Regions from separate parts of the Mus musculus genome. Here regions 1, 2, 3 and 4 are each linked to region 5. A link is a loop called in an ENCODE intact Hi-C map of the cell type or tissue named here. Cell type or tissue: left cerebral cortex. All regions are shown on one strand.

What was found. Peaks named below come from ENCODE experiments on the same cell type or tissue, not always from the same donor. Only the 100,000 strongest peaks of a DNase experiment are listed, where the experiment ranks them.
Region 1: a loop joins it to region 5, with 8 times the contacts of the local background. A loop is called at or near these places in 12 of 42 quality-filtered maps.
Region 2: a loop joins it to region 5, with 2.6 times the contacts of the local background. A loop is called at or near these places in 2 of 42 quality-filtered maps.
Region 3: a loop joins it to region 5, with 4 times the contacts of the local background. A loop is called at or near these places in 19 of 42 quality-filtered maps.
Region 4: a loop joins it to region 5, with 6 times the contacts of the local background. A loop is called at or near these places in 2 of 42 quality-filtered maps.

What each region holds. Positions count from the first base shown.
Region 1 is chr11:94,402,551-94,407,550 of GRCm38, reverse strand. No RefSeq gene overlaps it. Among named protein-coding and RNA genes, the nearest start is that of Abcc3, 12 kb to the right of the region's middle. In left cerebral cortex, a CTCF peak has its summit at 2,654 (motif pointing right); DNase peaks (open chromatin) are centred at 1,482, 1,921, 2,696, 3,582 and 2 more places; H3K27ac peaks cover 2,426 bases.
Region 2 is chr11:94,233,265-94,238,264 of GRCm38, reverse strand. Wfikkn2 (WAP, follistatin/kazal, immunoglobulin, kunitz and netrin domain containing 2) reads left to right here. Exons shown (of 2, transcript NM_181819.2): 2 at 1-2,313. The coding sequence ends at 667. Among named protein-coding and RNA genes, the nearest start is that of Wfikkn2, 6.8 kb to the left of the region's middle. In left cerebral cortex, a CTCF peak has its summit at 2,031 (motif pointing left); DNase peaks (open chromatin) are centred at 2,020 and 4,623; H3K27ac peaks cover 2,332 bases.
Region 3 is chr11:94,470,851-94,475,850 of GRCm38, reverse strand. Cacna1g (calcium channel, voltage-dependent, T type, alpha 1G subunit) reads left to right here and starts at 1,653. Exons shown (of 35, transcript NM_001177888.1): 1 at 1,653-2,475. The coding sequence starts at 2,234. In left cerebral cortex, a CTCF peak has its summit at 3,949 (motif pointing left); DNase peaks (open chromatin) are centred at 2,646, 3,089, 3,416, 3,869 and 4 more places; H3K4me3 peaks cover 3,552 bases; H3K27ac peaks cover 2,830 bases.
Region 4 is chr11:94,988,797-94,993,796 of GRCm38, reverse strand. Ppp1r9b (protein phosphatase 1, regulatory subunit 9B) reads right to left here and starts at 2,585. Exons shown (of 10, transcript NM_172261.3): 1 at 879-2,585. The coding sequence starts at 2,249. In left cerebral cortex, CTCF peaks have their summits at 2,844 and 3,910; DNase peaks (open chromatin) are centred at 2,572, 2,878, 3,963, 4,790 and 3 more places; H3K4me3 peaks cover 4,685 bases; H3K27ac peaks cover 5,000 bases.
Region 5 is chr11:94,327,316-94,332,315 of GRCm38, reverse strand. Ankrd40 (ankyrin repeat domain 40) reads right to left here and starts at 4,315. Exons shown (of 5, transcript NM_027799.2): 1 at 3,929-4,315. The coding sequence starts at 4,062. In left cerebral cortex, a CTCF peak has its summit at 2,581; DNase peaks (open chromatin) are centred at 1,920, 2,590, 3,469 and 4,398; H3K4me3 peaks cover 3,421 bases; H3K27ac peaks cover 2,733 bases.

The sequences.
Region 1 (5,000 bases), 75 kb before region 5:
AGAGGAGAGGGAAGAGGGGGGAAAGGCCACCAGTGTAGGGGGGCCAGGAGTCCGGGAAGCCACCTGACCTAGAGCCACTTTCTGATGCTATGGTTGAAGTCCCCATGCCAAAAAGCAGTAGCCAAAGACTCAGCCAGCCTTTTCACCCATCAGCCATTGCAAACATCTGTCCTTACCATTTCCATTCCCTTGAACAGCCCCACCCTTTCAAGCCAGGTGTGCGTGTGCGTGTGCATGTGTGTGTGTGTGTGTGTATACTCATGCTTTGGCATAGAAATCAGACCCAGGGCTTATATGTATTTGAGGCAGGACTCTACCCCTAAGCTGCATTCCAAGCCCTGGGTTGGATTCTTGAAACCTAAGTGGCACCCCTCACTCACAGCGCCCATCTGCACAGGCAGCTGAGAGCCCGCAGTGCCAGGTTGCTGGTTGCTGGGAAGCTGGACTTGCAGGCGTCTGTCCTCTGGCCTACTTCCTAAGCTCAGAGAGCTTTTTTGATTGCTCTTTGGGGCAGAAATGATACCACTCGTGAAAGCAAACACCTGGTTTGATCTCCCTGGGGTGTTTGATGGCGCCCAGCTCTGATCCCTCTAGCCCTCTCAGCTGGAGAAAGGGGGTGTTTGTACAAGCTGGCTTTGCTTTCTCTCTCTCTCTCTCTCTCTCTCTCTCTCTCTCTCTCTCTCTCTCTCTCTCTCCTTCTCTCTCTCTCTCTCTCTCCTTAAGGGAAGCTGTACAAAATTCCTAGAGTTTTGCCACCTGGATCTAGGGATTAAGCTTTTATATTTTTGTAAAATTCTTTAGCTGTCTGTTCCTTATGGGTGAGAGGTTTGGGAAGGGGGAATCTGGAAGATCCCCCCTCCTCCCTTTTTCTTCTTCTAGTGGTTAGAAGATTCTATGTCAAGGTGAAGCAGAAGGCTGAACCCTCTTCTTCACCCAGAATTTCCTCATTACCATCCCTGCCTCTGTAAACACACAGCAGTGCAGTAATACTGTAGTGTCACTTGAGGTAATGCATAGCATGCCTAATTCTTTCTACAATCCTGTTCTCCTGCCTCTCTCTTTCTTCCCAGTAATGACTAAAGAAGCTCGATGTGGGTCACACTGAACATGCTCTAGGGTTGCTCTCCAGGGAGCTACTGTGATCCACCCAGTGAGAAGGCAAAGACCCCTTCTCCAGCTCCCCATCCCACACTATCTATGGACCTGAGAGCACTTCTCTGGCAGGATACCATGCCTTTGTAGAGACAGCTGGGTGGTACTTTGGACATATTAATAGATAGCAGAATGAAGGTGGATATTTGGAGGGGGGAGAGTATTGTGGTTAACTCTTCCAACATTGTAAAGTCTTTGTGGCCAGGCTCAGTGATGCATCTCAGCCCTTGGGAGACGGAAGGAGGGGGATCAGGATTTGGAGGACATTCTCCACCACATAGTGAGCTGGAAACCAGCCTGGGCTACGAGATAGTCCCTGTCAAAACCAGCCAAACAAAAACCCACCAACAAAACAATGACATCGGTGATGGAAAGAAACTGGTGTGTCTCATTGCACAGGTTTGAAAGTAGAGAAGAAACAGCCGCTGAGTCTGAACGGTGCATGGTGATCTTGGGGAAGTGGGGTTGGGGAGACAGCAGGTCTTTGGTTAGGGCCTCCAACGCAGGGGCTTCTGAGACAAGGGTAGTGGGGGGGGTGCTTTTGGAAGCTAGAGCATCTCTCTCTCTCTCTCTCTCTCTCTCTCTCTCTCTCTCTCTCTCCCTCTCTCTCTCCCTGGGTGCCTTGCCTTCTTGCCTTCATTCAGTCTTCTTCCTGGGGGTTCAAAGAAGAAACTGTGTCAAGAGCCCCAGGCCTCCACCTCGGGCTTGGCTGCTTCAGTTTCCACCCCCAAGGCTCCAGGAAAAGGCCTGTCTGGGGGTGGGGAACTGGGAAAAAAAGGAGTGATCTGAGCTGGTGCTAAAAACAAACCTGAGGCTCACACGCAGTCTCTCGCTCCTCCAAGGGCTGAAGCCAGGGAAGTACCCGGCTAGCTTTTTTTTTTTTTTTTCCATGCAGTGGTGGGTTCATAGAAGTTAAGAGCTGAGGTCACACAGTCAGAATTTGACTCTAGGGCTGGCCTTCTGCAGCCCACACCATCTCAGTCTGTTCTCACTGCGGAGGAAACAGGAAGCGATGGAAAGATCCATGCTTACAAAATGAAAAGAATTTTGCAAGGAGGCTAGGGGACCCTTTCCTGAAGCGGTCACATTGGGTTTATAGAAATACACATGTGTTCTCTGTGTGGCATAGTCAGTGGGCTAGAAGGGTCCACGGCCTCCCACCTGGTGGGATACTAGCCTCTAACATGATCCCAGCCATAGGGATTGTGGTGGTGTCCTTTGACCTCCAAGGTAATGCAGGTTCTGCAGTCACTCCAGGTTTCCAGGCAATGTCCTTCCCTAGAATGGCTCGCTCTGCCCTTTGAACCCCTGGCACCTGCTTGTCTCAATCACCACGGTCTCCACCCTTCTTTCATGCTCCCACCCGGGCCTCTACCCACTTTCCAAATATGTTTCAGCCTCACCTTCATCCGTTCTCCCAACGTTGTCTGGTGCCCTATGGTTTCCCCTGCTGAGGCGCCAACCTGCCCCACCTGGTGACAGCCATGTAGTGAGGGCGTTAGACACCAGGTGGCAGCACAGAGCACTTTCAGCTGGTGCCACCCAGGGTTTCTCTGCAAGAGGGATAAATCTGGGAAGAAGATACCAACTGTGGTGGATCCGTCCACACACAGATGCCCTGTATAGCCCAAAAGAGGAAGCAGCTCACGGTGTGAAGAACTTGTCTGTGTGGAACCACAGACTAGAACACACCATCTGAGCGCTGGGGAGCCACAGCCAGGTGGAAAGGGAGGGTGAGTCCCTGGTGCCAACAGGCCCCTTAAGGCCACTAAACTAATCCCAGACCGAGGTGGCATGTTGGATAGGGGACTTAACTCTCAAAGCAAATCTAGTTGTTTACTGATCCCATCTGTAGGGCAGGATAAAGTGGATCAAGGAATGAGCTGCCCAGTAAAGTCCAGGAGGGAAGTCTGCTACAAACCCCACACTCTGCGTGCCTTAGCTCCTATCCCAGTGTATGAGCTTGGCTGAGACCCACAGATCCTATTAATTATTACTTTGAAAACTCTGAAATCGGGTGCAGTAGCCAAGCCCTGGCCTGCATGCCAATTAGATGAGGGAGCAGGCTGGGGCAGAGGGCAGACTTGCTGAGACTGGGAGGGGTCCAGGCAGATCCAGATGGGCTGAAGTCTGGCGGAAGCCAGAAGGGGGAAGCAGGGTGTGCGCCGGTGCATAATTTAGGGGTGTTCACAAACTTTAAAGGTCTGTAAACATTCAGTGAGATGGGGGGTGGGGGTCACATTGCTGGTTCTACACTGTCCCTTTTGTTAGATCCAACCCACCCTGCCCACAGGCAGCATTTCCTGTGCCTAGGTCTTCCTGTCTCCTTTGCGCTTCTTTCTAGCTCCTGCTGCTATGCCCACTCTGGATTTGCCTTTCCCTTTTTCTTCTCTTGCCCGTTTTCTTGCCAGGAAATTCCTGACGCGGGACTCCTTCAAGATGCTCACTGGCGGAGGAGACACAGCGCATGCGTAGTCCATCTAGTTTGGAATCGCAGCCAGGTGGAAAAGCAGGGCGAGGCATTGGTCACCAGACTCTGTTCCCCTCTATGCCTCAGCTCAAACCTTGTTGCTCCTCTCATCATCCCATTCGATAGAAATATCTTAGTTCTGAATACTCAAAGGCAGAGTGGGCCTTGCTCACTTTGGGGACTGTTCCTCGTGACACGGTGGCCTCACTACCTACCTTCTAGGGAAATGACATTCTGAGAAATGCTGCTTTAACTTTCCCTATACAAAGCAAACTTTCACCCAATCTGTAATAAGTTAACCATATTCTCTGAGATTATTTACAACCATGCACTCACTCTCCCACAGGCTGCGCATTCAACCTATTCAGAATTACCTTCAAAGACTGTAATCACTCTTGCTATGCTTTGGACATCCCAATGTACCATGTTCCCTATTTTCCCTTTGGGACTCTTTCATGCCCCTGACTCAGAACAATGTATGTGTATGGAAGATGTGGTAACCAGGTTTAAGACCATTCGCTTGGAAACATTGAGGGGTTGAAAGCAACGTCACTTCCTCCTTCTCCCGCAGAAATCTGTGGGTACAGATTCCTAATATTCGACTGTGGCTCTGTGTGCTGTTCTGAATCAGTAGGGCCAGGAAGACGATTTTTCTCCCTATGGGAATCCTGTAAAAGATGAAGACAAAGGTTCCTCCCTCTTTTTCATTACTGGATTTACTATGCTGCTCAATAGAGAGGATGGCCTTTGTTCAGAATCTACTTTTTAGACTCTTTTAGATTATGTTACTCTCTTTCAGACTAGTCTTCTTTTAGATTAGACTAAATTAGATTAGGACAGGAAAGGCGGAAATATGAGGCCCACTCTTGGGTAAAGGGCACCAAGAGCTAGTCTTTAGTCTTTTATATGGCATAGCCACATTTGGACGCCTTGCTGGAGGAAGCATTCTTCCACCCAGCTACCCACTTGAGTTGCTGGTAAGTGAGCTACAAGCACAGGGATTTTCCGATAGGTGCTGAGGAAATCGGTCTCCTTCTCGCCAGGCTGGTTTAGTCTGGGGAAAGCTCTTGCTTTCACTCTGGGGAACTCTCTGTCCCCTGAATTTTGAGCTCATGCACAGCAGTTAGTTAATGACTCTGCTTGTGAGTATCAGAGCTAAGATGCCTTCAGAAGACATTTATGTGCTTTTAAGCATTATTCAAAAGGACTGCCCCTGGCATCCTGAAAGAGACTTGGGCAGGGCAGGGTGGGATTGGTAACCCGATTGTGCTGTGCGTAGGACAGGTTCAGTGGAAGCTCTTAATTCTTTGGAACCAAGTTAGGTGAGCTGTAAAGTATTATCAACAGAGGAGAGGGGAACTTCTGGGAAAATCATTAC
Region 2 (5,000 bases), 94 kb after region 5:
TTTCACCTTTGGTCACTGCCACCACAATCTCAACCACTTTGAGACCTACGAGGCCTGTATGCTGGCTTGTATGAGTGGGCCATTGGCCATCTGCAGCCTGCCTGCCCTGCAAGGGCCTTGCAAAGCTTATGTCCCACGCTGGGCCTACAACAGCCAGACAGGCCTATGCCAGTCCTTCGTCTATGGCGGCTGTGAGGGCAACGGTAACAACTTTGAAAGCCGTGAGGCTTGTGAGGAGTCGTGTCCCTTCCCGAGGGGTAACCAGCACTGCCGGGCCTGCAAGCCCCGGCAAAAACTTGTTACCAGCTTCTGTCGGAGTGACTTTGTCATCCTGGGCAGGGTCTCTGAGCTGACCGAAGAGCAAGACTCAGGCCGTGCCCTGGTGACCGTGGATGAGGTCTTAAAAGATGAGAAGATGGGCCTCAAGTTTCTGGGCCGGGAGCCTCTGGAAGTCACCCTGCTTCATGTAGACTGGACCTGTCCTTGCCCCAACGTGACAGTGGGTGAGACACCACTCATCATCATGGGGGAGGTGGACGGCGGCATGGCCATGCTGAGACCCGATAGCTTTGTGGGGGCATCGAGCACACGGCGGGTCAGGAAGCTCCGTGAGGTCATGTACAAGAAAACCTGTGACGTCCTCAAGGACTTCCTGGGCTTGCAATGAAGCTAGCTCGTCTACCCTGACCCTCCTCCACCCACCCACCCACCCACCCCTGCCCTCAGTCAGCCACCAGGTGACTTGAGGTTAGACAGCTTTGGCTAGGAAAGAAGCATTAGCTAATATGTGGGGAGAAAGCCACCCGTAAAGCCTCCGAAGTTTTAGCACCATCTCTATGTTCTCTCTGCCTGTCCGTGGTCTCACTTTGAAAATGGTAGTGAGCACTAGCCCCCTTTAGAGGTCTGTGGCCCATCGCTTCCCATACTACCAGCGCTGTGACCTTGGACAAGTTGCTTAACCTCTCTGTGCCTTAGATTATTGTGAACAAAGTGGGAAGAGTGGTTGTACCCCCTGGGCTTAGAAGAAAGCAGTGAGCTAAAGGAAGTCGGGGAACCTGACAGGTTCTTTGGGTTCCATAAAATGTCTGTATCTCTGCCCCAGCCCCCAGCCTCCACCCCAGACAAGGTTTCTCTGTGTAGCCCTGGCTGGCCTGGAATTCACTCTGTAGACCAGGTTGGCCATGAACTCAGAGATCTGCCTGCCTCTGCCTCCCAAGTGCTGGGATTAAAAGCGTGCACCACCACGTCTGGCTAGAAGGTCTGTATCTCTGATAGCTGAGAAGGGGGCTGGCAGGGGGAAGAAAGGGCATAGGTAAGTTGTTTCCCATGGGTGGTTCCCTCGGGCAGTCTCGTCCCCCTTTGCTGACCCATGCCCCTCTGCCCAGTCGCCTAGCCTGGGGTCAGGAGGAGATGCCATCTGTATTGTAGAATGGTTTAGCTTGTATAGGAGGTATGTGGGAAGAGAGAGATAAGAGAGTTCGAGGGTCATTTAAGACAGCTGCCCTACTGTGTGCCGCCCCACTACACGGCTGTAGTCAGAGACCATCCACATCAAGGGTCGTGAACATCAAGAAGCCAAAGCTTCAACCTAGGCTCTAACTTCTCCTAATGGAGACTGAAGGGCCGGCTGCCTTTGGTGTCACCACACCAAGCGAATCCATGTTTTCTTTCCTTAGCTGCCTTGGTTTGCTTGTGTGCTTCTGTACATTTCAGCTCAGTGAACACTTCCTGGGTGCCAGGTGCTAGGACCATAGAGACTGATTCTGCTCTACTGGCCGAGTCTGAAGGCCGTCCTGTATCTCAGCTCCCCCAGGCGCCAGTGGGTGATTGACAGCGGCTAGGCATTTTCATCTGATGAGCCAGGTGCTTTCATGTGCTGTGGACTTCCTAGGAAAAGCCCAAAGATCTGTTTTGGTAGCAAGAGAAATAAAGAAGACAAAGGCAGGAGGATCAGGGGGCAGCCTAGGCACCAGAGAGGATGTGGGCCCAGGGAGAATGAACATTGCTTGATGCTGCCATCTAGTGGTGCATATGGGCACCTTCAGGGATCAGGAGGAAAGATCTATCTGGGTGGGGCCTGGGAGGGGCCTCTTGGCGATGGCAGCTCTGAGATCACTTGTTTCTTCTGGTCCCAGATACAAAGGCACTGTGTAGAGGATTTGGAACCCCTCTGTCATCTCTGCATCTGCCCTGTTCCCTCCTCAGACCTTCATTCTTTCGACATCCCTCCAAAGGAAGCACTGTGGGATGCCCTAATGGCTTCCTCAAATATACGGAGGACGATAATAAATAAAATTTCATAGTGTCAACTGCTCTACGTGTGTGGCTCTTTTAGGAAGGTGAGGAAGGGGCGGTGATCATGTCATTGACTCTGGTGGCCTCTTAGGAGGGAAGTTCGGTCAATGGCACCATATTTGGGCCGTGAAGGGACACAGTAGCTTCTCAGGGCCCCTATGAAATATAAGGCTCCTTAACCACACTCTGAAGAGTTTAATGAGGTAACCGGGAGAAAACCTAACCAAGAAGGCAGGGTGACTTTTCCACACTCGTAGACAAGGAGCGCTATGGCCCCGGCCTGTGGCCTAACTGCTCTGTGGGGGACAGCAGGGATCAGGGCCACAGACAAGATCCTCCTGCCTCTAATACTGTGGAGTCTAAGTGTGAAGGTGGGAGGGACAAAAGCAGGGCAGGCAGATGCTCTGCTGTGACTTCTAGGGACGTCAGGAAGCGGCCTGCTCTCCAGCGTCCTCAGGGTGCCCGAGTTCTGACAAAGCTGGCAGTCGTGCATTTGAACCCAGGGAGACTTACTGTTGTTCCCCAGACCCAATCAAGAGTGTGGAACCCACAGCCTGTTTCATCCTCAACAGAGGCACCCCTCCCTTGCATTTCCATGGGGTTCTCGGGGCTATACCCAAAGGAGGAATTCAAGCCAGGCCCAGCCTGGCCTAGAGCAGCCTCTTTCACCTAAAGGCTTGGGGGTGGGTGGGTGAGGGGCTTCTATTTCTAAGAGAAGAGGGGGCAGGGAGTGGGAAGGCCACACCATCACTAAAGGACACTGAGCAAGGAACTTAGCCCTCGGGATGACATGAACGATGATCACTTCCCAACCTAGTCAGGTGTCCAATGAGGGTGAGGACTGTTGCCTCACTCTGTCCATAGCAGCCTGGGGACACCGACTGAACCTGCTTCTAGGCCACAATATCCAACAAATACTCTCAGAGCCCAAGGGCAAATGCCTCCTCCCCAGCCTCACCTGTCACCTGCCGCTTTAGTTCACGTGTACAAAGAAGAGTCTAAACCCCACGGTTAAGTCCAGCTTGCTGTTCTGCCCCCCTGGTAGAGAGGGAAATTCAGGGGGGGTTGACAGCACAGAAACTACCTAGCCCAGGAGGCTCTGGCTCGCCGAGACCTGAATCCATCCTCCATCACTAACTTGCTGTCTCTGAACCTCTTCATGTCTAGCCCGCACAAAGAGTAGGAAGAGCACTTACTTTCATCGTGTTGCTGGTGGTGGTGTTGTGTGCATAGGCACACTCACACGCATGCTCATGTGTGTGAAAGCAGGGACACGTGTGGCCATCAGAGGACAGCCTCGGATGTCTGCCCTCCCCTTTCACTTGGGACTTGTATACACCACACAGCTGGCCCGGAAGCTTCCAGAGACTCTCCATCTCCCATCTCATCACAGGAGCACTGGGGTTACAGATAACGTGCTACCTCGCGCCTGGCGTTTTGTGAGTTCGAGATATTCACACTCAAGTCCCTGTGGTTATGAGGCAAGTGTTCACCACTGAGCCATCTCCTCTGCCCTGGATTTGTTGTTTTGCTCTAGACAGAGTCTCTCGGTGTAGCATAAACTTACCTCAGCCTCACTCCGCAGTCCAGATTGGTCTCAAACTAGTGATTCTCCTATTTCAGTCTCTCAAGAGCTGAGATGACAGGTTTGTTCCACTACGATGCCTGCATAGTCATAGCACTTGGAGAAACTTGGAATCCAACCCATTACCCTGTAAGAACATAGCCTGGCTTAGAGTGGTCCTTTGACCCTCTGAGGCTCCCTGGGCAAGGACCCCAGGGCCAAACACTCTACCTCATCGTCCTGGGCATTGGGCCTCTGCAGGCTTCTGATTCTCAGAGGACATCCAAAATGAGCCCCTTACGTTGGCTGATTTGGGGCTCAGGGGCTTTGGGGATTACTAGGGGATGATTGCTTGAGGAGCTATGGCCGTCTCTGACCTGCTGGGTGAGGATGATTCCTCTCTGGAAATGCCACCTTGCCTTTTTAGCCTCGCTCTCCTGAGCCGCCTTCATGCAATGGCCGACAACAAGCAAGTCCCCAGGCTGGGCAGTCACCTGGCTCAGTCTGCTAGACATGCCCTCAATCCTCCTCCAGGACACAAGGAACCCGAGGCCACCTGCAGCAAGGCCAGCCTCATGCTTTTCCTGCTTGTGGTGGAGCTCGCCCCTTGCTATTTCTAGGCTGTATGGCTCTCCCTACACCTAGCGTGCTCTCCAGGCCTTTTCTCCCCTTCTAATCTATTCAGGCTTGGCTGACACTAGACCGGAACTGTCCCCACCACCCCTAAGCAAGGCACTATGGCTTTGTTTACCCTCCTCCCTCCCAGCCTCCTAGGACACTCTGTCCCATTGTCTGGCTAGCTGCTCACTAGTCTGATGTCACCCTCTGGGCAGTGGCACCAGAAAGCTACCCAAGCACTAGGACAAAACCTAACTAGGGAAAGGGGACAGAAGTAACACACAGGCATGTGGCTCATTCTTTCTTTCAGCTCTGATCTCCAACTGCTCCATTATGATAAATCGAACCAACAGTTTACCGTGTGGTGGCACCAAGCGCCTTCTCCTGGGGTCCACACTGAGATCTCATGAGGCACAATGACATTTTCTAGGTAAGGAAAACTAAGGCAAGAGTAATGGGACATTTACTTAGCCATGGCCAAAGCACAGGGCTACAGTTCCAGCACTTGGGAGTCAGAGGCAGA
Region 3 (5,000 bases), 140 kb before region 5:
CCTCTGGAGGATGTGTGGGTGGCTCAACTTTGTCAGGGAAGAACGCCTGCGAATCAGGGGCTGCAGGAGGTGATCCAGTCCATTCATTCCTCAGCCTTCCCGCAGTGGCTTGTGCCATTCCGGAGTCTACCAGGACTACAGATCCTGTCGTTTCCATCGTAAAGATCCTACGCAGATTGTAAAGATGTTTTCCCTGCATCTAACATAAACGCTTCCCCCCTCCCCCACTCCCCATCACGTTCAGAATTCCGGTGGTGCTTGTTTCTCTGGTACCCACAGCCCTTTGGAGGCTGTGAGAGAGATAGAATCGACTGAGCCCCTGAACATAGGGAGATGAAGCTGGGCAAAAGCCCGGGTCTCCATTTGCGTGTACATGCCTGTGAAGCACAGCGCCAGCACCTCTCCCAGTCCAGTGGTGGAGAAAAGTAACTCCAGGAAGCATTCATCTCTCAGACACTTCTCTTAAGCTATACTGGAATCAAGGGGAGAAACTGAGGCAGGAAGTAGAATTTTGCAGGATGAAGTTGTTAAAGCTCAGCTCTAGGTATCATTCCTTACAACATGCGAGGCCCACAATGGCCTTAGCAGGCTGTTCCCACTTCGGGGCTGCAGGTGATCCAGGCTCTACAGTCTTGGTGCCACGCCTGGAAGCTATGCTTTTCCAGCAGGAAGCCCCTGAAAGGAGTCTCCAACCTTCAGAGAGCACTAGAAGCAGGAGATGACGCTCAGAGCATCAGTGAGAAGACCTGCGGGTTGGGGTTAGGCCAGGGTCAACATCTTAGAAGTGGACCGGGGTTCTGGACCAGCAAAGAGGCTGGTGGGAAACATTTCCAGACCACGCCTACTTCTACCTTTCTAGCTACGCCTATTTTTCCCAAACAGACCCCTTCCAGCCTGAAACACCAGACTCTTCTTCCTTCTCCCCAGTCTGACCCCCAGGTTCAAGCAGAGGATGGGTTATTAACCAGGTGAAGAGTCAGATTTAGCTGTGGGATCCCGGTAACACCCCTAACTCCTGTGATTCCTGTCTCCCTTCTTTTTCAGTTCTGCTTAGACCTAAGTTCTGACTTCTGGCTGCTGTCCAATTTCGGGGTCCTGGACAAAAGATGTCAGAGGCTCGTAGGGCTACCCTAGGACCAGATGCCAAATACTTTGATTTCTCGAGGCTCCCTCCCAGGGGAGTCCCAAAGACCCAAGAGGCCAATAGAAAAGTGGGTTCGGTCTGGACAGTCGTCTGATTGGCCCCAGCCTTCGGGAGCGAACCCGGGGGCAAGAGGAGGGTAGAAAGGCGGTCGTGGTTTTGGGGTGGGAACCGGATTCCAGCTGTGGCTCTCCCCCTGTACCCCCTCCCGCACTGGCACGGCGGCTGACCAATGGAAGGGCGGTTCTGGACCGGTGACGCACGGCGATTGGCTGTGAGATTGGCTGGGGAAAGGCGGGGCCGAGGCTTGAAGTTGGAGTGAGGGATCCAGCTGTGGTGTGCGCCGGGCTCCTCGCCGCCGCTTTCTCTCGTTCTCTCCCTCCGCGTCTCGGCCGGAGGAGGAGGCAGTGGCGCCGGCGACAGCTACGGCAACGGCAGCCACGGCGGCGGCAGCGACATCTCCGCCTCCACCCCCGCCCGGGACGGCCCCCCACGGTCTCCCCGCCCCTCCCGGTCCTCTAGCCCGCCGCGGGGCGGAGGAAGGAGCCAGCCCCCACCCCCTCCAAACCCACCCCCAAAGAGATCCCTCCTCCCCTCCCCCTCCCCCCGCCGTCTCTGGCGTGGAGCCGGGACGATGCTGACCCCTTAGATCCTGCTCCAGCTGCGCCGAGGGAAGAGGGGGCGCCCCTCCCCGGACCCCCGCCCTTCACCGGGTGGCCCCTTTTTTCCTCCTCCTCTCGGGGGCTGCTTCACCGAAGGTAGCGCCCATTCGGGCAACCGGAGCCTGGGCGCGAAGGGAAGAAGCCGGAACAAAGTGAGGGGAAGCCGGCCGGCTAGTCGGGGAGCCCCCGGGAACCCAGGGGAAGCGGGACTCTCGCCAGGCGGGGCTTCCCTGGGACCCGGCGCCCCGCGGGCAGCATGCCCCTGAGGGCAGGGGGAGCTGAGCTGAACTGGCCCTCCTGGGGGCTCAGCAAGCTCTCTAGAGCCCCCCACATGCTCCCCCACCGGGGTCCCCCGGTTGTGTGAGGACACCTCCTCGGAGGGGCTCCGATCGCCCCTCTTCGGACCCCCGGGACCCCAGCTGGCCAGAGGATGGATGAGGAAGAGGATGGAGCGGGCGCCGAGGAGTCGGGACAGCCCCGGAGCTTCACGCAGCTCAACGACCTGTCTGGGGCCGGGGGCCGGCAGGGGCCGGGGTCGACGGAAAAGGACCCGGGCAGCGCGGACTCCGAGGCGGAGGGGCTGCCCTACCCGGCGCTGGCCCCGGTGGTTTTCTTCTACTTGAGCCAGGACAGCCGCCCGCGGAGCTGGTGTCTCCGCACGGTCTGTAACCCATATCCTTCGGGGCACAGCGATGGGCCGGACTAGGGGGGTCCACAGGAGGGCGGGCCGTGTTGCCAGAGGGGACCGTAAGCCAGGTGAGTTGGAGAAGTGAGCCTGGACTGTGAACAGTTGAGTGGGGGACTGTTAAGGAGGGGAGGGGGCGTCCGAGTAGAAGCGGAGACTGGTGGGTACCCCAGACGAGCCCCACCTCCGAATACACACACCTCAGCCTTCCTTGGGCGGGGGTGAGGGGTGGAGGGTTGAAATCCAAGCTAGGAAAAGAGAGGAGAGGTGACCCTCTGGTAAGCATCTGGATGCTCTACAGATGTGGGCAGAGGAGGGTCGTCATCCTCCAGATGTGGGCAGCTTCAGGAGCCTGGGCTTTCTACTCCGCCAGCCCGCCAGCCGCGGGTTAGCGAGCTGGGTTTGGTTTTCGAGTTTGGGGGCAGGGGTGGAGAGGAAGCTGCGGGGACGGAGGAGGGGAGACCGCAATCTCCTGGGGTTTCCTTATGCCCCCGCCCCAAAGTTTGCGGCGGATTCTAGGGTCCAGTCCCCCGATCTAGTAGTCCTGAAGGCTGAGGTTTTTACTGACCTAGCGGGAAACGGGGGGTGGGGGCAGGTCCTGTCCCCCCAACACCCTCCCAATCCGCGGGTTGGAGGCACAACAAGGAGATTTCGGCGGCGGCTGATGTCAGGGGTGCAGAATGAGAACAAGATGTGGTGAAGGGGGAGCTGTCTGCCCCCAGAGCTGGACTGGAGCCCCTTTCAGAGAGAGCCCAATGCGGCCAGCGCCCTCCCCACCTCAATTCTTTATCTGATGTTGAGTGCTAAGGTTGGGTTGGGGAGTTTTGTGCTTGGTTTTTTGTTTTTTGTTTTTCTAAGGGGGGGGGGGAGACTGACAAAAGCGCCGGCAAGTGGGGGATGGGATTAAGCTCGGCCACACTACGCCTCCCCTTTCACAAATCAGAGTGTTCCGGCTGATGGCAGACCAGGTATGGGAAACCGCAGTCGTCTGAAAGTATTGGGGGGACCAGAGACTGCCAGTGTGTTCATTAAGGAGGACTGAGGTCCAGCTCCTTAAGCCTACTCTGTGGATGGGTTTTAGGAACGCATGCCCAACATTCCAGGCAGATGAATTTTGATTCTCAGCCTCACCTCTGCTTAGCCTGGCGTGGTCAGGGAACCCCTGATCCTCTTTTTTAAAAATAAAACCAAACCCCTAGCACAAAGCACTCACTGGCTTGACTGACGCCCATCTCTGGGGTACTGGAAAGGTGGGGGGCTGGCTGGTATGGCTATCCCAGTAAGGGATAGCCTCTTCTGATTCTCTTCTTCTAGCCCAGAGGCTCTCTGGGAGTCAGGCTGGGAGACCCCAGGTTTACCCTGTAGCCCCTGAGAACCCAAGTCCGGCTCCGCTTTGGAGCACAGGGGCAGCGGGAGAGCTTGATGCTGCCCTCTGCAGCCACTGCCTCTAGTGCGCAAAGCAGGATGTAAGCTGAGTGCCCCCACCCGCTGCTCTACACTCCGTGAGTCTTTGAGAAGCTCCCCTCAGCCCTCCCAATCCTTTGCCCCTTCCTTCCTTCCTTCCTTCCTTCCTTCCTTCCTTCCTCTCTAAACCGAAGAAAGGAGAAGAGGGACTCTGAGGAGTGTGGTCTCCCTAACTGGCTTGCTATCTGGAATTATGAGTCTCCATCCCAAGGTCTCCTTCTCTGTGGCAGAGATGGAGAAGAGAAAAGAAGCCCTCATGCCCACTCCTAGCCACATTATGAATGGGAAACCCCCAGCAGTCCCTATCCTCTCTTTCTCAGGAGTCCTAGGGGTGACTGGAACATCTTGTCACCTCTCCCTTCAAATACCCCCTAAAAGCAGACCTTTTGGCAAGTATCTCTGCCCACTTGCCCTATCTCCAGGTGGAGGACCTGGAGGTAAATACTTTCCTGGGAGAAAATAAGTGACCAGGCTTACAAGAGGGAAAAGAGGTGAGAGTCTAGTTAATCTTGAGATTTGGGGAGCAGGCCCGATCTGGGGAGTGGTGTGTGGTCTGGGTGTGTAGCACCTATGTCCCTAGATCTTAACTAGCTAGCTGAATATGCCGAGAACAATTTCTTGGTAAGGGGGGCTGCCTGGACATTTATTCCCATTTCCCCATCCGACCCAAGTCACAAGGACAAGTGTATTTCCACGGCCAGAGAAGGAATCTGAACGGCCCCCTGAGCCTTAACCCTCTCCTTTCTCTCTTTTTGGTATCCGTGAGGCTTCTGTTGGCTTCAGGAGTCCCCAATGTAGGTCATGAAGACATTGGTCCTGAGGGGCCTGACTGGCTTCCCCTCCCCAATGGACTGAAGCTAGTTAGCCTTTTTCTCGACATACTTTTCTCAGCCCCTTCCTCTTGCAGCCTCATTAAAAGGCCAGATTTCCTAGAGTGGAGATCTAGGTGTAGGTAGGAAGTGTGTGTGTGTGTGTGTGTGTGTGTGTGTGTGTGTGTGTGTGTGTGTGTGTGTTGTGGAGGGAGGAAGGAGGAAGGGCACAAAAGTTT
Region 4 (5,000 bases), 660 kb before region 5:
TCTTCAATAGTGGTGCTAGAGAAAGGGGGAGAGGGGCTGAACAAGCAAGCCCCCAGCCTCTTTTAAAGTCCATAGAGAATATGGAAGGCTATAGGCATGAAAAGCCTGCCCAGGCACCTTAGGGGAACTTCCAAACTCACCCCCCTCTTCCTGTAGGGCCTGCTCCTTCAGGGACCATATAAGATGCCCCTTTCCTGGATGCAACCCTGGATATGGGAAGCTGGCCCAGCACAGACTTAAGGAGTAGGGTTCTTTCTCCCAGCCCCAGTCACATGGCCTTGGTCCAGCTCACCCTAGAAGACTGCTTCCTTCTTTCACTTCTGCAAAGTGGGAGTGGGAGTACTAGCAGGGAAGAGGGTCAGCCTTCCACTGTATCTTTGTTTGGGGAAGTTCCTAGCTCCCCTCTGTCACCCCAGACAGAGCCAAGCCTCACACATCCAGAAGCAGGAAGCGTCCCTAAGCTCCCCACCTTTCTCTTCCTGACAGCACATGTGTAGGAACAGTATCCCCAGGACATGTCCCACACCCCTTCAGGGCAGCCAAGTCCCAGCCTCTGGCAGCTTCTGGAAGAAAGAATGTCTGGGGGAGGAAGAGAGAGCAGGTGTCCCAGAGTAGGCGTGGAGTAGGGAGGGATGCTGGGCGGGGTTAGGAACCTGAGGGCAGGTCGCAGCAGGCTACCTTCACAATCACAGACCTGAAAACCTTCCCACTCTGACAAACAGCTGGAAGTTCCCCCACGCCTCCCTCATTGTGGGAACTTCTGGGAACCCGGCTGGGTGGCAGGGGCTGACTCAGCCTGCCAAACACGGATGTCTGGGCGGGAGCGACCACACGCACGTGGCAAGGGCAGCTCGGGGGGCCCAAGGGGGGTCACTCACTTGGATCGGTGCGGTGCTGAAATGGATCTTCCGGCTCGGGGCCGGGTCCTCTTCCTCTGAGAGCCCGGGAATCTCCACACACCCTGACTCCGGCTCATAGGGGGGCTCCCCGTCCTCTTCGTCTTCTTCATCGTCCTCCTCCAGGGCACTGCCCCCAGAGTCCTCCCCGAGTCCACTGTAGGCGCTCACATCCACCAAGTCCGCTTCCGAGAAGTCCTCCTTCTTGGATTCATCCACCTCCTCAGGTGCCATGTCCGGGGCCCGGCCATTGTCCACCCCCCTCTCTAGCGTCGCCACTGACGCCGCCGCCTCCTCCTCGGGGACCGCTTCGGCCTTGGGTTCCTCGGGTGCAGGGCTGGCTGTGGTGGCCGGGGTGCTGCCATTCTCCAAGGCTGCATGGACCGTCACCTCGGCCTGGATCACTTCCCCGGGAGCCGACTCGGCCTCAGACTCCCCACTTTCTTCAACCTCCACCGGCTTGATCTTGCGCACCTCCCGCGGCTTAGGCGGAGGTCGGGCAGGGGCCACCCGGTGCTGTGGGGGCTGCTGCCCTCCGGGGCCACGCTCCTTCTCGGTCGCGCCATCCCCCGACGGGGCGGGAGGCGGCGGCGGTGGCTGGAACACCCGGGACCGCTTAGTGACCAGCTTCGAGTTGACCTGGGGCGCCCCGGCTGCCCGAGGGGGGCCGGGTGCACGGTGAAGGCCGGTCCTCGAGTCGGCTTTCTCGAAGACCGCACTGAGCTGGCTGACCGTCGGCGACACGGCGTCAGCATCCAGCTTGTCCAGCGCCTCGGTGCTGCCGTTAAAGCGCACCACGACGTCCAGCTTCCGGTCCTGCAGGCCGGCGCGCTCCTGCCTCAGCAGCCGCCGCGCCACGGCCTCCTTGTCGCCACCCGAGGCCGCGGGGACGCTCCGTTCGAACAGCTTCCGCGTCTCCTGCAGCCGGGACGGCGGGTGCGGCGGAGGAGCGGGCTGCGCCGAGGGCGCGGGCTTGGAGTCGAAGCGGCTCACGCGCTCCGACACACTGGTGCCCAGCTTGAGCAGGGCACTGTGGTCTACGTTCTCGTTCAGGCTGCTGGCCCGCGGCAGGGACAGGCGCACCCCGCGATCGGACGCCCGTGGGGCCTCGGCCATGCCTGCGCCTCCGCCTGCCTCACCCGGCGGCCCCGCGGTGGTGCCCATCTGCAGGAACATACTTTTGATGCGGTGGACGTTGGAGCCATATTTCTTATGGTGGGCCGCCTTGGGTGCCTCGTCGGGCCCGGGTGCATCGGGAGGCTTTAGTGCCTGGATGCCCGCTTCGTAGGCGCTGCGGTGCGGGGAGGCGCTCCGGAGGGGACCCCCGGGCCCCCGAGGCTCCGTCTTCATCATGGTTGGGGGAGCCGGGTTCGCATCCCCCTGCTCCCCGCTGCCCCCCTCCAGCAGGCGGCTGGCCAAGTCGGGACCACCGCCCCCTCCCCCCAAAGAAAGAAATCCCGAAAGGCCTTCTATAGAGTCCCCCAGAAACCAAGCTGCCAAAAAACAGTTAACCCTGCTTTAAAAAAAAAAAATCTCCGAGCGCCCTGTGTGGGTCGCCTCCCCCAACCAAGCTGCCAAAGACAGCCAGCCCCCTTCGAAAGCTCTAGCGGCCTGGTGCGGTCGCCCCCACCCAAATTGAAGAAGCGGAGGCTGGCTGGAGCTGCTGGGACCGCGCGCCCAGCCCGCGAAGCAGCGGCCACGGCACCGGCTCACATCCTCCGAGGCGGTGTCAGCGGCGCTGGCGGCGCAGGCGCCCCCTACTCCGGCCGGGGGCCTTGGCTCTCGGGGTGCCCGGCATCCCCGCGCCCGTGGCTGCTCCGCTGACCCGGGCCGCTCCGCCGCGCCTCCCTCCCTCCCTCCCTCCCCCCCGCGCCCCGAGCCTCGGTCTTTCTCTAGCTCTGCCCGAACCGCGGCTGCCGGAGACCGAGCGGCTGCCCTTCTCGCCGCCGCCGCTGGGGGACTGGTACCACTGGGTCCTAAAGGGATCGGATTTCCGGGGCCGGAGCCTGTGAGCCCTCCCCTTCCCTTCCACCCTGTCGCCTGGTCTCTCCTACTCATAGTTGGCGGACAGCCTTCCGCAGCTTCACCGACCTTGGCTATTCTTCTTCAGCCCTCCCATCCCAAACTCGGCTTTTCACAATCCACTTAGGCGTCCCCTCATTTAACCCTGGGGGCGGGGAGCCATCCAGCCACAGCAGGAACTGGCCTTCTCCTCCCACAAAGTGAAGGGGTTCTGTGGGGAGGGCCCTTAATCATTTCTCTAAAGGTCCTTAGAGTGTTCAGGGGTACCAGCAACAAAACTTTTGGGTGCTAGATCAAAGTACATAATTTCTAGCTCCTTCCCAAAGGTGAAGGGGAATCTCAGAGGCGGAACCTGGGATTCTTCATTTTAACAATTCCCCATAGGAATTTTTTTTTTTTCATCTTTCAGAATGTAAAACTTGGGCCCAGCAATCTTTGTGGTGCTCTGTCCGGAGGAGAAATGAAGAAAGGGACAGGGTTGGGGGTTACATCACCCATATGGCAGGAGATTACCAAAGATGCTTTTTTGCCTTGGGAAGTCTTAAAATGACGTTGTTCACCTACCCCTTTGGGGAGAGGTATAGAATCCTGGCCTTCATAACCTGCCAGAAAAGATCTCTGAAACAGGAAGGTTTGTAAGGTGTTGGGGGAGGTTGGAAGGAATGATTCTAGAGTCCCAGGGCTAAAGTTTCCCTATTGAGAGTTCTACGTTGGGTCTCAGACTTAGAGGATTCTGGTCACTTGTGTGCAAGCGTGTTTGTGTGTGTGTGTACCCTACAAATCCCACCTTGAAAACTCAGCTTCTTTAGAGCTCCTTCATTCCTCACATACACAACAAGGGGCCTTGTTATGCCCGTTATCCTTCCCCAATCTAGCAGTGAGGATCCGTCCAATATTCAGTCAGGTCTAGATGTGTAGCTCCTCCAGTCGTTGGTAGATTCCCAGGAACTGAACAGGGTGGACACTAGGACCCAGAAAACAACTCAGGCACAAAGCCTCCCCCCTCTCCCCAGCTGCTTCCTGCATCTCAGGCCTTCCTGCGGCCTCTGCCTCCTCCCCCGCCCTCTTCCCCTCCATCCTCTTCCTCCTCTTCCCGTTTTCTCACTCTCTCCGGTTGGCCTGGCCCAGCTCATAGAGGGAACCCTCTACCCTTCCGTTCTCCGTGTGTGGGTTTTGTGGGACACTAACCCATGGCACGTGCGAAAGAGCTCTGTGCATGGGGGGGATGGGACGTGGGGAAACCGCCTGGGAACCCTGAAGATTGGGATGGGGAGGAGCCAAGAACCACTGGACTGGCTCCCTAGAGTAGTGTGCCAGGAGAGGGAAGATTTTTTGGCTCTCATCTGGAGCCGGAGATGAACCCAAATCTCAGGCTTTCGGATGCCCCCTGCATTTTTGCACAGTGGGCAGGAGACTTACCCCTCCCCAGTTCTGCGTTTGGGGATCTGTGCAGGGTAAAGAAGCCATCCAGGTTCCGTCTCCCCTCCTGACCCATCTTTCATGAACAAGCTTTAGGACATGTTCTCAAATTCAAGTCTGGGGCTTGAGCCCTTCACCCTAACCCGGCTACGGCAGTCAGTGGCTTGTTTTTTGAGAAAGGGCCTGCAGTATCCTGTGCTGGCTTCGAACTAAATACTTAGTCAAGGATGACCTTGAACTTTTCTGATCCAACTGCCGCCACCTCCTGAGTGCTGGAATTACAGGCTTGAGCAGTTACTCCAACCGAGGGCTTCCTTCTTGCTCAGCAAGCATTTTAGCAACTGTTTTACATCCCCAGCTCCCTCTGCAGTGGTTGGGCGATGCCCTTCTGCTCACCCCATTGCCAGTTGGGAATCTGAGCAGTGTTCTTAGAGTTCCTCTGTGGACTTGGTGGAGGGCCCAGGGCCCTGGGTGTTCTGCCCAGAATCTCCCACACCCTTTGTGGTGAGTCATTTTTCACTGGCCCCAGCCCAAGGGGTCTGTACCCACACTCCTGGCCAGGTGGGAGGAGGGGTTGGGAACCAGCTGTTAGTCCCTTTCCCAACACCCTTGGCAGAAATTTAGGATGGACTGGATTTAAAGGTACCCTCAGGTCTCCCTTGT
Region 5 (5,000 bases):
GGTACCTTTAGTGCACTCTTTGACACTAAAAAATTACTGCCCAGGTGAGAAAAACAGAGAAGAAGCTTTTAAAACTATTTTGTGATGCTGCAACCCAGGGCCTCACATGCTAGGCAAGTGCTTGATCACTGCTACATCCCCAGCAGAGGATAAACAGAAGGAAGTATCTACCTGACATATACAGGCGTGTGTACATGCACCTGTGTATATGCATGCATGTGTATATGTGTTTATGCATGTGTGTGTGGTACCAGAAGCTGAAATGATGTCTTCAACATATGTTAGGCAAGCACCCTACCATTGATCTATGTAGCCAACTCACGTGCTTATTTCTTATTTAACTAGTGAACCTAGGATAAAATGGACATTGCTTAGCAAACTGCAGCTCAGAATGTTTTGTGTGGAGCTGTCTGTGGCATAGGCTTGAAAAGTGAATAATTACACTAAGTGAGCACTCAAAAATGAATGGATCAGGTTAAGGAAATGCTCCCTTTTGGAAAGAAGTTTTTACTGGAGAGTGAAAGAGTAGTTTACCGTGAGTGGGTCAGAGAGACTCTGAGACAAACAAACTGGTTTAGAGTACCACCATGTAAATGGGGTTAGGTGAACACAGCATGTTCTGGCCATCCCAGCAACCATCATTTACAGACTGGAGTTGGGTGACCATAGGCAGCTATAACTCAGAACCATTGCAGCCAGACAGCATTTCAACTTCTTCATAAACCACTATACTTATTTCTAAAGCCAAAGGGAACATATGACACTTGGATTACAATTGATGTGGAAACTCTATTTTTGAACTTCAACTCTTTAAACTTTATATTTGCAGTCAGCATATCCCATTAGGGCTGGGAAGTATTTTAGACCAGAGGCTTTGGGCATCATTCATCAACTGGGTATCATTCATCATTGCTGAAACTGTGGTTACTAAGCAACCAAGAATTGAAAGCAGTCACCAGTCTACTTTTCAATGTTGAAAAGAGTTGGGTTTTTTTTTCTTTTTTCAGGGTAACTTTATATGTCTCCCAACATGTTGCCTAATAATAAGAAAATAACAATAGCTAACACAAACATAATACTTTACATGTTGGACCCTGTTCTAAAAGCTCTGTTTAATCTTCAAAATATCCCCTTAGGATCTGGGTACAGTGGGGTTTGCCTATAGACTCAGCTATTCAGTAGACCAGGGTAGGAAGAGGGTAACTTTGAGGACAAGGGTTAAGACCAGCCCAGGCAACACAGCAAGGCCAAGTCTAAGAAGAAAAGGAAGAAGGAAGGAAGGAAGGAAGGAAGGAAGGAAGGAAGGAAAAGAAAAGAAAAGAAAACCCTACTACTGTGAATATTCTTCACTCATTTTACAGTCAATGAAGCTGGGTAACTAGCAAGCAAATAAGCAAATTATATAGTGTACTAGGCGGATATTAAGTGTCGTGTATCAATAAAGCAGAGTAAGAGATTAGGAACTGGCAGGGCTGGGGGAAGAGTTGCACAATTTTTAACGACAGGCAAGGAAAAGCCTTAGCATGAAGCTAATATTTAAGCTAAGATCCACATGAGGACTGAGAGCAAACCATGGTGTGTAAGAGAAAAGCTATCAAGACAAGAGGGAAGGCAAAATGCAAAAGTCTAGAATCCAGGCTGTGCTGTTGCTCCAGGAAAGGCAAGGAGGCCAGGGAAGAAGTGAACAAGGAAGCAAGTCAGGAGATGAGGCCCAAAGGTCAGGGAAAGGAGTGCATATTGGCTTCTTCTCACAGTAACATGGGAGCCACTAGAGGACTTTGAGTGAGGTGATCCAACTGTTCCAAGTCAGGGTAAGGCAAGTAGACTAGTAAGGATGCTAGTAGGAAGACTCTGGAACTATCCTGCATCACAAGTGGAGCTGGCTGGCTTTGTATCACAGTGTAGAGCTTGTGAGAGGTAGTCAGATTCTATCTGAACATAGAGGCAGCAGAACTGGATGACGGTACGTGGATGTGAAGGAAAGACAGGGACCAAGGACAGTGCCAAGCTTTGTGGTTTGGTTCATATAAGAGGGCAGGATGCGAAGAGCTGAAAGCATTAGGCCAAGAGCATAAGGCAGGATAAAGGGAATCTAGGAATTCACTCTTGGATTGAATAGATTGGAGCTGGAATTAAATCTATAGGAAGCCTCATCATGTCACCTCAAACTCACCTGATATACACTGTATATCTAGCACATGGCAGGCACTGTGCTGAGGGACTCAGATGTCAGATTCCTTTTTCAGCTCTAACAGTCATGTAGACCCACTAAATCCCAAATTTAGTAATTTAGGAGCATTTTTAAAAACTGAATGGTTTACTTAATTTTCCTGGGGTCTCAGTTTCTTCATCTTTAAGATGGAGAAAAATAACAATATCTCCTGATTACCCTGAGATAGGTTAAGTGTTTAGAACCACATCTGTGCCATAGAGCAAGTTCAATACTTGGTAGCTATTTTTCATCTCAATAAATACTAACAACACTTCTGAAAGACCTGGAAAACAAAGTAACTCAGGCAAGACCACACAGCTAGGCAGGCAGAACCTGCAGCAAGACCAGGCTCATTGTTCTGTAAAACACCGCCTCCCAGTGCCAAAACAGGAATTCACAGCTCTTGGACGCCATGGCAAGGCAAACACAGCTACAAGTGTTTTGACTACAAATGCTTCAAAAAAAAAAAAAAAAAGACTAGAAATTAGTGTCCACTGTCTCCAGGCTGTGGACAGCTATCCAGGCTAGTTTCTTTAGGGAAAGGAGTCAGACAGCTTTCTTAGGAAATTAGGAAATCTCATTTCTGACTCTGTTATCATATTGACAATTGTGCAATCAGGGCAAGACACTCTCTGGAATTCAAATGATCTCCAGTGCCCTTTCCATTCCAAAATGTATGGCTCGATTTACTGGGGGGTTTAAAATTCAAATTTAACTTTAAACTGGCAAAAGAGGCTAGATAAGCATTACCTGAATTAAAAAAAATTAATTGTAAAATGTCAAAAAAGGGTAGAAAGAAATACCACATTCAGTAACTCGAAACTAAAGATTTAGCCGGGCGTGGTGGCTCACGCCTTTAATCCCAGCACTTGGGAGGCAGAGGCAGGCGAATTTCTAAGTTCGAGGCCAGCCTGGTCTACAAAGTGAGTTCCAGGACAGCCAGGGCTATACAGAGAAACCCTGTCTCGAAAACCAAAAAAAAAAAAAAAAGAAAGAAACTAAAGATTTGTTCATATCTTAAAATGAGACAGACTCTGTATTGGGAAGGAGGCAGATCTGCTAGCCGACTTGTAAAGCCTTGGGTAAATTTCTCTAATTGGAAATTGTACTAAGCAAACAAAACACTCTACAGGGCAGACAAATGAGTCTCCCCTCAACAGGCAGCTGTAGGCAACAGCCAATCACTGTGGCATTAAAACAACTGAGGCAGAATTATTATGCAAGTGGCGAGGGTTTTGTAGTTGTTCCTTTTCTCCTGGTCTTGGCTAAAGAAACCGTGCTGGTTTTTTAAGATTGGCATTTGCTTCGTTGCTTATGCTTTCATCTCTGCACGAAGTGTTCTTCAGAAGCGCCCATGGCAAACTAATTCAAGCTTGATGAAATCCAGAGCAGAGTCGCCGAGAATCAAAGCCTCTATGCATCACCATTTGGGCCAAGTTAGAGCCAGGGGGCGCGCGGGGGGGGGGTGGCGTGGGTGGGCTCCAGTGTCCCGGAGGGCGCTGGCCGCGGTCAACCACAGAAGAAGGTATGGTTTGGGGAGGATGCGCTCCTGACTGCACCAGGCAATGGGAGATCGGGGCCAGTCTCGAAAGGGCCACGACCTGAGAGGCCTGGGGCACCAGGCGTCACCTTCGCCTGCGTCCTGGGTCACGGCTGACTGCTCCACGCCCCGAGCTCGCAGCCCTGAACCCTGGGCCTCCCCCGCTCGCCACTTACCAGCCGTTGACCTCATTTTGCGAGTTCACATCCACCCCGCTCTCCACCAGTTTCTGCACCTCCCGAATGTCCCCCAAGGCCGCCGCCTCCCGCAGCCTCTCCTGCTGCTCCTTCTGCTCTAGGAGGGCGCTCATCTTCCCCAGGGCCCCGGGCCCCGGGCCGCCCCGCCCCGAGCCTGTCAGCGCCGCCGCCGCCTCCGCGGCCGGCTCCCGGCCATGGGGAGGGAGCGCCGGGCTCGCCCGCCCCGCTCGCGCCTCCGCCCGCGCCCGGCCCAGGGCCTCGTGCGCCCGCCCGCCCACCGACAGCTCCCTGGCTGCTCGCGGCCCCGCAGGCCCAGGCCTCCTCCCCCACCGCGCCTCCGAAGGCCGGCTCCGGGGGACCCTATTCGGTGTGACAACATTGACCTAGATACTTTTCGTTCCCACCCGCGGCCCCGCCGCCCCGGCCGGCTGTTTATGTAACCACCGCACTGGATTATCTGCTGTGATTCATGGGCTATTTTTAGAGCTCCCACCCGGCAGCTTCCAGCGAGGAGGACAGACACAGGAATAGTTGCGAGGCGGAGGGATCCGACATTGTCGTTTGAGAGCCAGAAAAGCCTTATCCTCAGGAGCAGGCTGTTTAGCAGGCATTAAAAATAATTGGTGGGTTTCCACCCCCACTCCCCCAAGATTAGTTAGCTCTTTTTTTTTTTTTTTTTTTTCCATCTGAGCCAATTTTTACCCAGCAGGACGGGAAATGGGCTGAAAAGGATCCTACTATAATATGCCCATTATTTGCAGAGATAGATGACACTGTTCTTTCTTATTTTTGTCAGTGCTTGGGACCATTCAGCTAGAATATTTATTTCAGCTGTTACTGTTTTTATTTTACCCTTTATCGGTTTTAGACAGAAATTCTTCCAACTTGGCTTTCATGAAGATTAACATTGATTCTAGTTTATAAAATGCAACTCGTTATAGCTTATAAATTATAATTAATTATTCTGAAAGTCATCTAAGGAAAGACGGAGGGCGGGGCGGGGCGGGGGCGGGCGGGCGGGGGGAGCTCTTTGTCATCCTAGTCCTGATTC